2 separate regions of the Mus musculus genome follow, and region 1 is linked to region 2. Evidence: chromatin loops called from intact Hi-C (ENCODE). Cell type or tissue: left cerebral cortex. All regions are shown on one strand. Links, peaks and the distances in the headings refer to the core of each region. The heading gives the core; the rest is flanking DNA.

Region 1 (8,369 bases), core at 2,550-6,549, 57 kb after region 2:
AGATCGCCATAAAGTGGTCGGATACAATGGACACAGAAGCTGCAGGAGAGAAAGCCAACCAGCCACGTGAGAATTCAGATGAGTAGCCACTGGCCACTTCCCTGACTAGGCCTGGGGTAGCAGGGGAAGGTTTAGGAGTTCTCAGCCTTTGAGGTAGCCAAGGCATTTTAAAATTAACGTGTGTGTGTGTGTGTGTGTGTGTGTGTGTGTGTGTGTCTGGAAGTGTGAGATCCAGAAATCCAGATCCACCGGGAGCACAAAACGGTGTGGTTAAAAATTCCCGCCACAGCTCACAAGTGTGCTCATCACGATTTCAGTCCATGTGCTACTACGTCTCTCTTCCTCCAGCACAGCCCTTCCCTCATGTCCATCTTCCTTTCAGGATGGACCTTGAGCCTCCCGAAATAAGGCTTTCTATTTCTATTCTAGGCTGAGGGCTCAAGGCTTAGAAACAGTAGGAAGTGGCTCAAGTTGCGTTCCAGTCAGGAGCAGAGCTTAGAATTGAACATAACCCAAGACCTAACCTTTAATGGAGCCTGTCTTTCCTGCTCGCTGCTGGTCCTATGTGTTGCAGCTTGGTTTATCTTTGCCCCCTTTCCTCACTATCCTCAGCTCTGATTAATTTTAGTCTGGAGGTTACTGGGGTGGCCAGCAGCGGTGTGACTTTTCCTGGTGAGATGTGAACAGATGTCTGTTCATCTCAGCTGGGGAACTGCTTAGAGACTACAGTTACAATTCCACTGAAGTCCAACGTGGCAAATGAATGAGATTATTTGTTTTACTTATAAGAATATGTGTGACTCAGAGGTAGCTGCATCACTGAAAAGCCTTCCCATCATGAGTGGCAGTCTCATCAAAGCTGAACCCTGGAGTTCCTTTTGAGATTCCCAGGCACCTTGGCTGGCTGGAAAGTCTCACCCCAGCAATCATTACAGCTTATAAAATCATGGGAAAATTTCAGAACTTCTAGCGACTTTTTTAATGCATTTGTTTACTTCCTGAGTTTTGTAAGTTTCTTTTACTTCCTGGCTTATTTTTATTTCATGTGTGTCTTGTCCACATGTGTGAAATGTGCACCATATATGTAGGCCTAATGCTCCAGGAGACCAGAAGGGGCAGTTTGCCTCGAACTGGAGTCACAGATGGTTGTGTGCTCAGAACTGAGCTGTGGTTCTCTGCAAGAGCAAAACTTGCTCTTAAACATTGAACCTTCTCTCCAGCCCCTACTTTCCAAGTCTGAAGAGGTCTCCCTCTAGTATGCATTGTTTCAGTTTAGAGGAAATTGCTACACATTTGTTACAAGCAGGCGGGCTGATACTGGAAGAAGTGACAGGTTCCAACTCCTCTCCTTTTGTTACTGTGGTTATTCACATTCTGCAGCATCTCAAGGCAGACTGTCTCTCTAGGCTTTGTTGGCCAGCTCCTGCATCCACAAGTTTTGTGCTTTTTAAGATGGCTGAACTCTGAGGTCCCTCACCAACTCTTCCTTTGGCTCCTTTAGCAGGTGTTTCCTGCCGTCTGCCTTCCACAGCTTGGTTTCCCAGGTGGTGACACAACAGATCCATGCATGCTCTTGAATTCTGTCTTAGGGCTTCTATGGACGTGATAAAAACAAAACAAAACAAAACAAAAACCAAAAACCAACCAACCAAACAAAAAAAACCCCCAAAAAACCCAACTATGACCAAACACAACTTTTGAAGGACAGTTTCAGCTTACAGTTTGTAGTCTATTATCTAGGAAGTCAGAACAGCAGCTGGAGGCAGGAGCTAATGCAGAGGCCAAGGCTGCTTCTTGCTTCTCATGTCTTGCTCAGCATAATTTATATAACACCCAGGACCACCAGGAGTGGTATATCCACCTGGGCCATTCCATATCAATCATCAATCAAGAAAATGCAGTATAGACTTGCCCACAGGCCAATCTGGTGGGAGCATTTTTTTCTTAGTTGAGGTTCCCCATTCCAAATGACTCTAGCTTGTGTCAAATTGTCATTAACCTAGCAAGCACAATTGACCCTTTGTCAACTTCACTCACAAATAATTCAGCATAACCTTTGCTTTCTTGTTGTTCCTAAGGTTTCATATCAATATCAACATCACAATATACAATATTCTAATTTTAAGGGTCTCACAGTCCCTAAAAATTTCAATACTTTAAAAGTTCAGTCTCTTACAATATCCAGTCTCTCTGAAACTCCAAATATCTGTAAAATTCCAAAGCTTCTTAACTATGGGCTCCTGTAAAATACGAAATAGTTAAATATTTTCATATTCCAAGAGGGAAGGACCAGGCAGCATCACAATCAGATCAAGGCAAAATCAAAGTCAAACAGGGTAAAGGTTCATGTTGTAAAGCTCGATGTTGTAAAGCTCGACGTCAGGCCTTTGGGACTTCTTAGTTCCCAAGGGCTGGCCAAGCATATGCATCACCCATCAGAGGCTCAGGCCAGCTCTATACCACAGAGTTGCTGCTGTTCCTGGTGGTTATCCCATGATATTGTCATCTCTAACATTCTGCAGGCTCCTGTTGCAATCGAGTTGCACTTTCACCAACAGTCTCCTGGGCCATCTGCAGGGACTCTGGTCCTGCTATATGTTGTCAAGTGTCAACTTCTCTCTAAGACCCTTTCAGTTCGAATGCTCCTACTTCAACCTAGGCTACACGTTTACCAGCAAGCTCTTCATGGTGCCAAGACTCGGCAGCTCTCCATGACTCTTTATGCCTTCACAACCAGTATTACCTGGGAAACTTACACATTACTGTCGGCCTGAGTCTGCTCAGCTGCAGGGCACGGCTGCTTGGGGAGGAGGAACTTGGGGAGTTTGACTGAGATTACCCTGTGCTGCCTTCCGGGTGAGTTCACGAGCTGTAGGGAAGTGCTCCTGGGATAGGAAAGCACAGTCTGAGATGAGGGAAAGTCGGACCTGATTTAGGGGTCCTTGGGTCTGTGACATTGCCAGGGCCATGGGGTTCTTAGACTCTTGGACATCTAGGCGCCACTGGAAGTCACAGAAGAGCAGAGAACAGAGTCAGGGGCCACATGGCCTGGGGACAGCATCTAGCTGGGGCTGGGGAGGGGGTGGGGAGGAAGGAGAGCTCTGGCTTGTCTCATGGGGTGAGTGTCCTTTGCTTAACAGAGGCAGGTTTGGTGGCAGTTGTGGCTGGGAGTGCAGAGAGGCCTTCTACAGGATGTGGCTCTGTAGACAAAGACCTTCTCCAGGTTCCTCATGGTGAATCTTGATGAAAGAGACAGTCGATGATGGAAAATTGATGCATAAAACCACTTCTCAGGGTGGGCCTGAGATTAAATTCCTTTTGCAGGGAGGAATGTCTAGGAAGAGAAGCTTATGGGCTTAAGCCCTCCCGGCCTAGGTTCCTCATTAGCATGGAGAACTCTGTTTTGAGCCTATGTGACCATAGGCCACGTTTCTTTTATGTGAGAGAAGCATGGCATGTGTTCCAAGTCAGGAGTCTGGCAGGGAGCTGGGAGTCACCTAAGCCTCAGGTGTGTGCCCACGAGTCTCTTCCTCTTGACCTGCTTTACCTTAACAAACTTCCTGGCATGTGTTTTTTTTTTTTTTTTTTTTTTTTTTTTTTTTTTTTTTTTTGAGACAGGGTTTCTCTGTATAGCCCTGGCTGTCCTGGAACTTACTCTGTAGACCAGGCTGGCCTCGAACTCAGAAATCCGCCTGCCTCTGCCTCCCGAGTGCGCCACCACGCCCGGCTCCTGGCATGGTTTTAATCCCACACATTACCAGGTTTGTTTGCCAGCACGAGGTCCAGGCTTGGACCTGTTTGCACTATAGGTTTGTGTGCTGACCCCGAGGAAACACTTCCCAGAAGGTTCTGCTTCCTTAATGCTGGTTTCTTCTTAACCTTAGTTTATTTGCAGCCTTAACTGACCAGTCTTAATTTACCCAGTCAAGCAAGTTTTCACACTCTAAGACTTGGTGCCAATTTCTGTCCTAGTTATGGGTTCAATTGTGATAAAACATGACTAACATGAGCTTGAGGGAGGAGAGCTTATTTTAGCTTACAGCTTGTATTCCACCATCCAGGGAAAGTCAGTGTGGGAACTCAAGATAGGAACTAATGCAGAGGCTGTGGGGGAACATTGCTTACAGGCTTGTGCCTCTCTCTTACTCAACTTGCTTTCTTATACACCCTGGACCCATTGGTCCAGGGCAGGAGCGGGACCACCCACAATTGTCTGGGCTCTTCCATACCAATCAGCAATCAAGAAAGTGCACCACAGGCTTGCCCACAGGTGGGGGAATCTTCTTGGTTGAGGTTTACTTTTCTCAAATGACTTCAGCTTGACATAAAGTTGACATAAAACTATCCAGCACAGATTCAGTCAGAGAAAAGATGTGTATTGCATCTTCAGTGGAGTATGAGGCAGTGATTGTTAATTTGGATCTGAAATGAATCTGAAGCTTGGTATTGTGCATAGAAGACTCGGGATGTTCTAAAGGGAGTTAGGAAATATTCCACACTTCTGGAAGTCCGTCAAAACTCTGCAAGTAAACAACTCAATAGCTTAAGGAGCTCTCTGAAACCATCCAGACTCTCATGGCTTCTCCATTGGTTATTTCTGGTCTGCACAGGTGGGAGAGACGTGCTGAAGCTCCTCATGTAAGCTCCTGTATTTGGTTTTTACTTTGTGTGTGTGATATTACTTTATTCTGTAACGTTTTGAGCTTTGGGGCATATCCTATATCGCCCCCTGCTGGCACCTACTCTCCAAAAGCTCTGTAGGGCTATGAAACAATGTGCTCACCCTGGAAACATCTGCTATTGTCCTAGGAGGTCACCAGCTTCGGAGTGTCTTCACGGTTTACTCCTGCACCATAAGTGGAAGCACATGCAGCATCGGATTGGAGAGTGGAAGGAAAAGGTGGAGCTGAAAGTTAGAGAGGGGACACACACACACACACAAAGAGAGAGAGAGAGAGGGAGAGAGAGAGAGAGAGAGAGAGAGAGAGGAAGAGAGATGATGGAGGACTGAGAGAAGATGGAGGAAAAGGAAGATGAAACAGAACCATGTGGCCTGGATGAGCCACAAGTAGCTAGGGATTTCATAGATGGAAAAAAGTAATGTAAGATACATTTGCTTGATCTAGGTGTGCAGTTTGAATTTATACCAGTTATATTATGTGTTCTTTGCATGGGCATTTTGGGGTTGGAGAATTACTGTTATAAATCTGGATGGTATAGTAAAAGTCTGTGGTGTTATCATTTTATAGGGCTAAGGGAATCTGAGCTAGCAATAGCAGGCTTTCTGCAGGCTTGCCACAGTGGGTAGATGACCTGGGAAGTGTGAACAGCCTGGCAGCAAACTAGCTGTGGGAACTGGGAACCATGGGAGCAGGTGAGACTGCAGTTGCCAGTGCCTAGCCAGCCACATCGTGAACTGTTTGATTTATAACTGCACACTATAGATGGTGCCAAACATGAGGCCTGAACCCATGACTCTGAGATTAAGAGTCTCATGCTCTACCAACTAAGCTAGCTGGGCTTTTTTTTTTTTAAATCACACCTGAGTGGCTTGTTTAATTGAGGAGGGACATAGGTGAGAACAAATAAAGACAGCTGGGACCCTCAGTAGGGAAGAATACCCCTCCCTCCCCGTATGCACCCACTGACCTTAAATAAAAAATAACCAACTATAAGAGAGCAGCTGAGACAGTGATGGGGAGGCTGGGAGTGGTCAGGGAAGGACACTTGGAATTGAGGGCAGCAGTGAACCATGTGTGTGTTGGGAGGGCCCGAGGTCGTGCTGGACGAGTCTGTCTTCCTTGTAGACATGTATAAATACAAAGATAAACCTTTCTTCTCCCCTCTCTACCCAGTGCTGCTCACCACCGTCCCAGCTTGCCTTTCCTTATCAGTGCAGGGAAGAGTGGAAAAGCAAGTTATTACCAAATTCCAATCAGACCCATGTCCATCAGCTTCTGGATCTTCTGTGCTATTACAGGATTCTTTAAGTATTTGCTCAGAACCTGGGATCCTTCTGCATCTACTTCAGGATGAGCCTCATGTCTGGGTCACTCATTATCTGCTGCACATCAGGGTCAGCCATGGCCAGACTCTTCACATCCTCAGGGCTATCATGTCCGTTGTACTGTGCCATCATACAGTGTTGGTAACCACCTGCTGCTTCCTTACAGCTGGAGTCCAGGTCTAATGCCGTTTGGTACACACCTATGGCTTCTGAATAGTCCTTTATGCTTTCCCTATATAACCCTTGATGAAGGTTGCACTCTTCACAGTCCTTGAGTCCAACTGAAACTCCAGGAGCTCAGTTGCTGTACAGTTTGGCATCTCCTGGGTTCCTTTTAATGGCTTCTGTATAGTGCCTCATGGCCTTCCACCCCTTCTGGAAGCATTCACTGCCCTTGTTCTTCTCCTCCAAAGCCAAGCCAGGGTTGATATAAGTCAGTCGCTCTTGTTCCTTCAGAATTTTCTCTGCCTGCTGGCACTTCTTGAGCACGTCTGGGGTTCGGTGCTCTGCCAGAGACTTGTAGAAATGGATAGCATCCTTGTACCTTTCCTCTTTGAAATAGGAATTGCCAATTCAGGCATAAGCTTTGGCCATCTGTCTGTAGTCCTCTTGGATCTCTCTGCCCACATCAAAGGCCTTCTCACAGAGCTCCCAGCATTTGTTGTAGTCGCCCTTCTCAAAGTGCACAGCAGCTTGATTAGTTATGTAAGTCATACTGGTAGGGTCAGGTCCATTTCCTTGGCCCTGTCATAATGCTTCAGGGCCTTGTCAACATCTTTCTTCTTATAGGCATCATTTCTCAACTCCTTTTATTTCAGTGCCTGTTTCTTATTCTCTGGAAGATCTTCTTCCATAGGTTCTGACTTGGCCTCCTTTTTGGGAGGAGGTGGGGTGAGGGTGTTGCTACTTTTTCATCCATACTGCCCAGATCAACCCCAAGAAGGACACTGCAAGTAGTGACCAGGAATCCTGTAGTTTCGTGCCCAGGTCTGAAGGCTTGTTCTGTAGCTGCTCTCTGAGTTCCCTGTAGGTGGAGTTACTGAGCAGCCTTCTTGTCCTGGGATCATTCTCCAACTTCTGGCACAGATTATGCAAGTTGAAAGGATTCGTGAATTTCCTCTCTGCCAACCTGGCCTCCATAAGCCCTCCTTAAGCTAGGGATTATTTGCTTCATGTTTTAAATCTTCTTCATAGGTTCATTTGACTTCTTCAAACTGGTTTAGGACCTCAGGGGCTGCTGCTTTTCTTGAATAATCCTTGCTCCAGTCAGGCTTCAGGTCTTGCAGCATCCTCATAGGCCTCTGGTAGTCTTCTTTCATGGTGTAGGCAGCAGAGCGATTGCTATAGAGCACATGGTTCTGGGGATCTAGTTTAATTGCCTCAGAGCAGCACTGTAAGGCATCACCAATGTTCCCAGCATTCAGGGTCTTATTGTCCTTCTTTAGCTCATTCACCTGCTTCATAGCCTGGTCCAGAACCAAAAAAAAAAAAAAAAAAAAAAAAAAAATTGCCATTAATTTACTTTAAAATTTATTTTAAAATTCTTTTTAGTTCACATATTATATTATATAGTGAGGTTTTATTACACATGTATATATTGCAGATTTTTAATTAGCTTAATCAAGACACTCATAAACTCACTTATTTCCTTTTGAATCCCCCTCACCAATAGTTACTTCCTACTACCTAGTTTTCTATTTTAAATAGAAATACACACATCTAAAGTTTAAAAGCTCATATCCACATGTAAGAAAGAAAAGCATGCAATGTTTGTCTCTTGAAGTCTGGTTTATCTCACTCTGGAGGATTGTTTATAGCTCCATCTAGACACTTGAAAATTTCATTTTTTAAACAGCTGAATAATATTTTATTATGAAACCATACACCATTTTTATTATGCATTCGTCAGCTGATGGACATTTGGCATTTTCTAGTTTCTGGCTTGTTGGAGACCATACCATGAGAAAGTAGGCCTTTCACAGCTTCCCATCCTAATAAGCCAAATGGCCTTGTGCTAAGGAGCCAGTCATCACCTCCTCCCCCCTATCCCTTCCTGGCACCAGAGACCCTAAAAGCTGAATTATAGTCCCCTCTTCCTAATCTCTTCCTGACTCCCAAGACTTCTAAGCACACAAGTTATGTGCTGAGCCCAGCCTGACACCCAAGGCTGTTAAGGAGGAATCTACATTCCGGAGATAAGACTCAGAGTGCCTCCTGCTTGCAGTCTGAATTCGGCCTTCATGTCCCCATATGCCCACATCTTTGTTCTTTGTTAATTCCCCCTCAACTCCTCCCTATTCCCCTTGCTGTGTGCTTATAACCTGGTGTTTCAGTCTAATAAACCAAGACCTTGACAGGAATC
Region 2 (8,369 bases), core at 2,058-6,057:
CTTCAGCCAAAGGAAACAGCCTGCATCTTAATTCAGGGAGCCCTTCGCTGGGTTGGCAGATTGTGGCTATGTCATAGAGGTCCAGCATGGTGGCCCTGGGGTGCTGTGGTTTGCAGGCCCCAAGGCTTCATGTACTGTAACTTAGTTCCCATCATGAAATATTAAGAACGCAGAAGCAGGCTGGAGAGATGGCTTAGTGGTTAAGAGCACTGACTGCTCTTCCAAAGGTACTGAGTTCAAATCCCAGCAACCACATGATGGCTCACAACCATCCGTAACCAGATCTCTTCTCCAGTGTCTGAAGACAGCTACAGTGTACTTACATATGATGAATAAATACATCTTAAAACAAAACAAAACAAAACAAAACAAAAAACCCACAGAAGCATCAACTATTGTGTTAGGGAAGAGGGCTTTGCCAGAGTTAAGTACTAGGAGGTGACTGGGGCTGGATAAAGCCATGACTGGACAGTGTAGAGGGTAGATTTCCTCATGGCTAAATGAGAGGGAGAGAGACCAGAAAATACATATATACACACATACTTGTGTACACACACACACACACACACACACACACACACACACACACACTCTTTCCCTATTTCTTGCTCCAAGCCACCATGGCATACTACCAGCAAGGCCATTATCAAGAAAGCCATTTGCCTTGCTTGTATGTCCAGAACTGTGTCAAAACAAGTCCCTATCTTTATAAAGTGATCCAGCTTCAATGACCTTGTTATAGTAATGAAAAACAAGACTAATACAACAGACAAGCGTTGTGCTGCTTCCACTCAAACGAAAACTGAGCCCCAGACCTGAAGGAATGGAATAGCATGTCTGCCAGCTGTTCTCTCGAGACCCTTCCTGAAGCACCAACCCTTAGCTTTTCTTCCTCTGTGGAGAACAGAACTCTCTGATATTCAGCTACAGATGCCCAAACAGCACTTTCAACCCAACTGCCAGCTCTCACCTCTCGCTTGGCTTTCTGGAGAAACATCTCATCGGTGAGCCGGAAGGCTTCTTTGAGAGCTGCTGCAGGGTTTGTGCGCAGCTCTGGCTGGTGAGAAGCATTGGTATGCACGTGGACAGAGGCATACCTTGCTGCATCCACGCCTCCATGACCATCAAACACAGCAAAGTAGGCACGGTGCACAGAGTCCTGGCGGGAGTACAGTGGGATTAGACCCCAGGCAGCTGCTCTCATCTGGGGAGGATGCTCTCCGGGAAGTAACTAGGATAACCCTATGGTTGCAAAGTTTGTCCACATAATTCATGTAATGGACACCTAATCCCCACAGTATGTAAGGGAAACCTTTGGGAAGTAACTGTCATCAATTCACTTGGGGACGAATGGAGAAATAATTGTTCTCCTTGGGAAACTTTATCTACCTTGCTATATGATGGCCTGCAGTACTTTGGTGCTCTGTAGAGTTCCTCACCAGCATGAAGGCTCCCTTCAGATGCAGCCCCTTTACCTACGGTCTCTCAGTCTCCAGGGCACTAAGAAGTACATTTTTAATAAATGACTCAGTCTCAGGTACCCTATTAAACAACAAAACAGACCCAAGGCAGGTAGGGTCTGGAAGGACCGACACAGCCCTTACCATCAGACAAGTCAAACTGGCTCAAGTGCACAGGGCGACTTGGGAAAGGACAGCCCTTGGAGCCCCAATTCCACCAGCTCCTCCTGGATACTGCAGACATAACCTAAGGTAAGATGCATCAGGAAGTATCTGCTGTTGGAGGCTCAGCAATTCAAGTCTGAACCTAGCATCTAGTCTCTTTATATAAAAACAGGCCAACTGTTGTCTTAGTTTAGTTTTTGGCTGTGGAAAGCAATGTGCCTGGAAGCTTGGCCCAGAGGTGTTGGTGTTATGAGTTAGCCTCTCAGGCTCCCCAACGGTGGTACTCTTTGAAGACTGCCTTGTACTCAGCCCTAAGACAGCAGCCTGTCAGTATTTCCCCAGGCTTAGCTTTGGTGGGCAGCTCTCAAAGCACTCATGGCTCCCCACCTTTGACACTCCACCCCTCCCCCCAGCTCCCTACACCACTTGTCCTGGGCTCTGCAGGTGCAACACTCACAGACAAGCCGAAGAGATGGTTGAAAGCAGGAAGGGACACGTGTCGGTCCTCCATCTTGCGTCGTGTGTTCCGGATGGCATGGATAGAGACCAGCCACTGCCACTGAGGGGCCTGGGCAGTCAACGGCACCTGCTTCTGCCACTGGCTACATACTTTCCAAAGGCAGTTGAAGAAGCTCCGTGCCAGGCCTTTGGCATCTAGTACTGATGGGCATGATGGAGAGTTGTTAACCAAAAAGTAAAGCCACGCAGTTTAGGCTTAGCTACTTTCCTATATACTCCTTTCCTGCCATGTCCCCAGGTTTTAAATGTTCCTCCCAGCAGCCTACACGGGGCCCACTAGTCAAGCACCTCACTTCCCAGGCACACTCAGCTCGGCACACCGACCTATGAAGTATGCAAGAAAGTCTGCTGCCAGCGACCAAAGTGTCTGGTAATTGTCCATTAATTAGAAATATGACAGGTCCAATGGCAGGGGAGTAAGTGAATTCTGGCCTGTTCTGACTTAAGCTGCTCCTAGAAATAACTTTCACAACTAAACATACAACTATCCTCTAAGCCAAAAACTGTACTCTTGGGCATGAATCCTAGAAGAATGAGGGCTGTTCCCATAAGAACAGTGCATGAATCATACCAGCTACATCTGTAATATCCCAAATCTGTGATCTGTCCAGCTTCCAATCTATAAATGGCTCAGCAGCTAGCTGAGCCTTGGGTAAGGGTCCAGGAGAACTGAGTGAAGTGGCCAGGTCCATCTTCAGAGAATCACACCAAGTGGAAGACACTAACCCCAACTGTCGGCCGTGCGATTCCAGTGATAGGCCTTTTTGAAATGATGAAAACTAGTCACCGTTGGGAGTTAAGGACTGGCTACAGCAGGGAAGGAGAGTTAGTGGCCTGTGGAAGGTTACATGTAGAATCCTTGCAATAAGGAAGCTGGCTTGTGTCTGACCATATTCAGATCTTGTGTGTGACATACTGTTATAGTTTTCTATGATGTTCCTAGGAGGAAAACGGGGTCGTGTATATATAGTCGGGATATCTCTGTTATTTCTCATAATTCACTGCATGCATACTTATTATTTCAAAATAATGTACATGTACATGTAAAAGGTAGAAAAAACTAGAACATCAATAACAAAAGTCCCACCCCAATTTCCCAACCCCCAACCAGAGGGTTCAAGTATCAAAGGCCACAGCAGAGGAACAAGGAGAACTGGGAGAAGTGTGCTTAGTCAGAAGTATGGCCATGGAAGAAACGGGAGGAGTGGAAGAGGCTGGAGGGAGGCATGGGAGGAAAGCAATGAGCAGGGAGAAGGGTAAGTCTAACAAGCCTGCTTGGGGGCAGGCCATCTAGTCTGCTGCAGCCATCATGCTGGGGACTATTAGCAGCAGCTGTGGGAGTGGAGGCTGAGGAGCTGGAGAACTGACTTTGTTAGGCCCAGCCTAGGGACCACAGCTCTAAATGGGACCCTGAAGAACTCAAGTTTCCTGTGTCTAAGCCCATCCCTAACCACATTACTTCTCATGTCTTTCATTTCCTCCTCTGTACACAGGTAGACTCCATGACTACCTGGAGAGCTGTTGTGGTCTCCTTGCTCCTGGAGACTGCTGGTATGGAGGGAACGTTGAGCAAGGCTGGGCCTCTAGGCCTGGGCTGTCTCTTTTTAGCCTTTGGTTACACTGCTATTTCCAGCAATAGGTTTAGACTTGAATTTTGCTCAAGAGGAAGAATGGGCAATTAAAAATGAAGATGGCAAGCCCTACGGTAATGCTCAGCCTCAGGCTCTTGGAGTCCTACCCTGATTTTCTGGCCAAGGGCTATAGTCTTGAGCCTTAGGAACTGCCCGGGAGGTCTATCTTCACAACAATCACAGGGAAGTGCTGGTAGGTGGGCATGGAGGTGCCTTAGTCACATTTCTGCCTGGGGCAATAAGCCTCAAAGAATGTGCTGAGACAGCTGGCAAGAACAGCGTGCCAACAACAGACTTGCAACAGTGCGCAAGGCTACAAGCCTAGGCTTGCATGGCAGCTCTGGGACAGGCAGGGAAGGCGGGGAAGGCACATCCCTTCTCCAGACGCCTGGGTTTAAGGCCTGGTTTGCCGGCTGCAATTCTCCTTCCCACCAGCAGGTGATACTGTCTCCTAGCTGGAGGGGTAAGGATGGGCCTTGGCGGCAGCTGCTGCCAGACTGGATTGTCTGCTGGCTTTATAGAGAACAATGGCCGCCTGTCTTTATGGATAGTTGTCTCCTAGGCAGGGGGCAAGGCCATGCTGGCTTGAAGGCTGGCAGGGAGCTGCGGAAGGGGCCAGAAATGGGGGGTGAGGAGAGTGGCTGGTAGGCGCAAGTGCTAAGGCTGAAGTAGGTTTCTTTTTTCTCCTACAGTGTTCTTTGTCCTTCTACACATGGCCTAAAGCTGGGCAAAGAGAGGCTCCCTCTACTGCCTGGAAACTCGGCCCACATCCTGTGTGCATACCTGCAGCCACCACTTCCCTCCTAATACTTCTGGTACTGCAGCAAAATAGGAGGAAAGAGAGTCATGCAGAAAAAGAGCCTGGATTTTATAAACAAACGCTCTGTCAAGTGGTCTTGGGGCCTCTTGGCGTTTGCTCCCCGTTCTGTTCCTGGGTTCCTTTGGTTTGGTGTACCACTGTAGGGCTCAACTCACTGATGGCTGTAGCCAGTGGACACGAAATGTCCATCTTCGTCACCTCATGATTGGGATCACTGACATCTAATGATCCCAACTAAGGTAAGTCAAGGCAGGGGACCTAGACAACAGTTGCCCCCTCCCCGAGGTGGATGTGCCACTCTGCTAAGGGCCTCGTGTTAGCCAAGGGGGACAGTGAGTACAGGTGAGGTTGGCTGTGTGGCTGTGAACCAACACCTTGCACTTCTCGTGTGTAAGGCAGGACAGGCACCACTCATTTCTATGTGCTCTGAAGCACCATCAAGACAGCACAAAGGTGGGCCACCGTCTCACTGGCCGCCTTTGACCCACGTGCTGCTCAGTCCATTGCAGGTTTTCTATGCCACATCGTGCTCTTGCTGAACTCCAACACTGCTGTCCTGATGGCACGCTGGCACTGACCTTTAGTGTCAATCTGAGTTTGTCACTTGTTAAACAATCCCAGAGCCATATGAGTGGAACTTACAGGTCACGAGGGCTTTCTCTTCTTCCTCCTCTTCCTCCTCCTCCTCTTGTTCAGGCAACCTCTTAAATTCAGAAAGGTCTGTCTGCAGCAGCTGGGAAATTGCCTCGTGGGTCACAGCCACAGCAAACGATGGGGGAGCGTTCCTAGGAAGAAGATGTGAGAGGCGGGGCTGGAGCAGCTCCTGGCATCCTCCACCTTGAAGATGGAGATGATGGCTCATACCTTCCTCTTGGTGTCATCACAAGCAGGTGATCTCTGTCTTCAGGGACCCGGAATGGATATTTACACAACACCAGGGGCACGGCATTTGCTGGGATGTGTTGGAAAGGTATCCTTGAAGCTTGGATCCCTGATGCTCAAGCTGGTAACCCCTGGGAGCAGGGCATGTTAAGTGCTGAACTGTATCCCCCATTTTATATGCTGAGGTTACTGTCTCAGATGGGAGCTCTTGTAAGTTGGTTTACTGTGGATAGCACTAAGAAAGATGAGATTATGGCTGGAGTAGGATGGATGCCTGCTTCAGTACGACTGGCTTGTGAAAGGTGTAAACACAGACATAGATACATGAGGGCAGCCATGTAGGTGCAGGACAGGGACGGAGGGGTGAACCTACAAGCTGAGGAATGCACATGCTTATCTGAAGAGCACCAGGGGGGCTCAGCCTGAGGGCACTTTCACCTCCATTTGGCATCTGTCCTGAGAGAATGATGGTGATCATTAAGGTGTCTGCTCTGTGTGCTTTGGGATGACAACCCCAGGAAATGGTTCTTGGATGGTGAACATCCCAGTGACGTCTTCTGACAGAAGACCCATAGTCTCTGAGCTGCTCGGTTTGTGGAGAAGGGGGCTACGGGTATCCAGGCAGTGGGCAGAAGGGACTCTGGTTTGTTTTTGAAGAGATATGTGACAGTGTCAGATTGAGTTCTTAGATGTCTTTGAGGATAGGCTGGATTGTGAATGCTGGTGACAACGGTCTAGAGAGGCCAGGCCAGGCCTAAGAGCTGGGCAGGGAACCTTGGTGTTAAAAAAGGACAGAGCAGAACAATGTTGGGAGCTGATCAAGAGTGAGAGTGGGGCAAGGGAAGGACAGAGACTCAAACTGGATCTGAGCAGTTGGATTGAGGAGGAGCGGTAGCCCCACCACTGAGCCTAAGAGGAAGCCAGGTTCTGTTTCCACAGGCTCAGCGGAGCTCTGGAGACCTGGAGAGCTGTGAGAACATGGGAGGCAGGAGAAAGAGCCACAGATGGAGTGAAGGCTGGGAGGCCCAGCTCCAGAAGAGTAGGTCAAGTAGGGAATAGGAAGGTAAGGTCCCACAGAGGGAAGGGACTGTTCTGGAGTCACGGAAGATAACTAAGAGCACAGAAGGGTGGGAAGAACTTTACCTCATGCTGACAGCTGTTGGGAGAGAAGAAATGTCAGTCTCCTGCTGGGGCCTTGGGCAGGTAGCACTGAAAAACGGGACAAGAGACCAAACAAGAGAGGAGTCTGGGAGAAAGGCAAGTCTGCTGTAGCTAAGATAAGCAGTGAAGACAGTGAGCTGATGACATGTGTCTCTCCACAGGGCTCTGAACCTTAGGAATCCTGCTTAAAACTGATGCCCCAAGTCTCTGGGCAGACGGGGTCACTATTCTTGGGGCCTCAAATGCTTCTGGAATACATCTCAACCCCAGAGCCTGTCTTCATGTCTAGTGGGAGATCCTCAAAGCTAGACTATGTGCTCTTGTCTGTGTGCCTGTTCGGAAGGGCATTTGGCTGAATTTTCATAGCTGATTTCTTTAATTAAAAAAAAAAAAAAGAAAAAGGCGGTGTGTGTGTGGTAGCTCAGGCTGGCCTCAAACTTGTGAATCAACTCCTGACTGATTCCTGATTCATATGGAATTACAGTTGTGAATCAGTCTGCCTGGCTTTTATGTATCTCTCTTTCTCTTCCTGTGTATGTGTGTAAATGTGTGCGTGTGCATGTATAAATATGCAAGTGTGTATGTATGCGTGCATGTGCGCATGGACACATTTGAGAACAGAGGAAGATATCAGACGCCCTGCTCTATTGCTCTGTGGCTCTCTACTGGATTCCCTTGAGACAGGGTCACTCAGTTAACCTACAAGCTTGCCGTTTGGGCCAAGCTGGCTGGCCACTGAGCTCCTGGGATCTGCCTGTCTCTATCCCCTAATATCAGGGTTATAGGCACATGCAGACATTGTCCAGCTTTTACAGGGATTACTGGATTCAGGTTCTCATGCTTGCACAACAAACACTCTTATCCATTGAACCATCCATCTCCCTAGCCCCCAAACAAACAAACAGTGTCTCATGTTACCCAGGCTGGCCTCAAGCTTGCTATGTAGCCAAAGCTGACCCTGAACTCTTAATTTTCCTACCTCTGCCTATTCAGCCAGAGTGCTAAGGGTTGCAGTCACACACCACCATGCTAGGCTAACACTTCAGCTTTAATGAGAACAATGACCTTCTAAGAGTTGGTGAGTTTCATCCTAAGGGGACTGGCCATCTATTGATGGCCTTTGGTTTTAGAGAACTGGGAACTGACCACAAAGACTCCTGCAGGCAAGTCTGTCACTTGTCGCAGCTTTCTTTTTATTTTTTGAGCCACTCAGGCTGGCCTTCCATTTACCCTGGATCCCAGGCAGGCCAGAGCCTTCAATCCTCTGGCATCAACCTCTTGAGTAGTTGAGTAGTAGGCTCTGCTACTGACAGTCTGTGGAACTGTACAATTGGCTGAAGTTTTCAAAAGAGTGACTTATGGAGAGGCCTCTTGAAGAGGCTCTGAAAACAACCAGCTGAAATGGGGTGCAGCTCGGTGGTAAAGCACTGGCCTAGCTTGTTGAGATGCCCTGGGTTACATCTCTAGCACACTCTTGCCATACCCCCAGTCCCAAATAAAGAAGAAGACATTGTAAGCCAAGAACAAGTTCCCCACTTTGCGGCATTTCCTGCCAGGCACTGAGTTTTCCGTTTAGGGGCAGGGAAAGGGTACCTGCTCACTTGTGCCGATGAGGTCATGCTTAAGCTTTTTGCCCACTGGCTGCTTCTGCTGTTGGGAACAGGGAGGTGATTTCCCCCTACAGAGACACAGACAATGCCTGGCCTCCAGCCATCAGCATTTCCTTCCTGG

The links. Peaks named below come from ENCODE experiments on the same cell type or tissue, not always from the same donor. Only the 100,000 strongest peaks of a DNase experiment are listed, where the experiment ranks them.
Region 1: a loop joins it to region 2, with 6 times the contacts of the local background. A loop is called at or near these places in 13 of 42 quality-filtered maps.

What each region holds. Positions count from the first base shown.
Region 1 is chr16:16,851,416-16,859,784 of GRCm38, reverse strand. It overlaps the pseudogene Gm5768. Among named protein-coding and RNA genes, the nearest start is that of Igll1, 8.4 kb to the left of the region's middle. In left cerebral cortex, for the core only: a CTCF peak has its summit at 4,723 (motif pointing left); DNase peaks (open chromatin) are centred at 4,020 and 4,720.
Region 2 is chr16:16,907,950-16,916,318 of GRCm38, reverse strand. It overlaps Ppm1f (protein phosphatase 1F (PP2C domain containing)), which reads right to left. Exons shown (of 8, transcript NM_176833.4): 3 at 5,238-5,380; 4 at 2,083-2,285; 5 at 971-1,159. Among named protein-coding and RNA genes, the nearest start is that of Ppm1f, 16 kb to the right of the region's middle. In left cerebral cortex, for the core only: a CTCF peak has its summit at 4,202; DNase peaks (open chromatin) are centred at 2,692, 3,436 and 4,181; H3K27ac peaks cover 3,325 bases.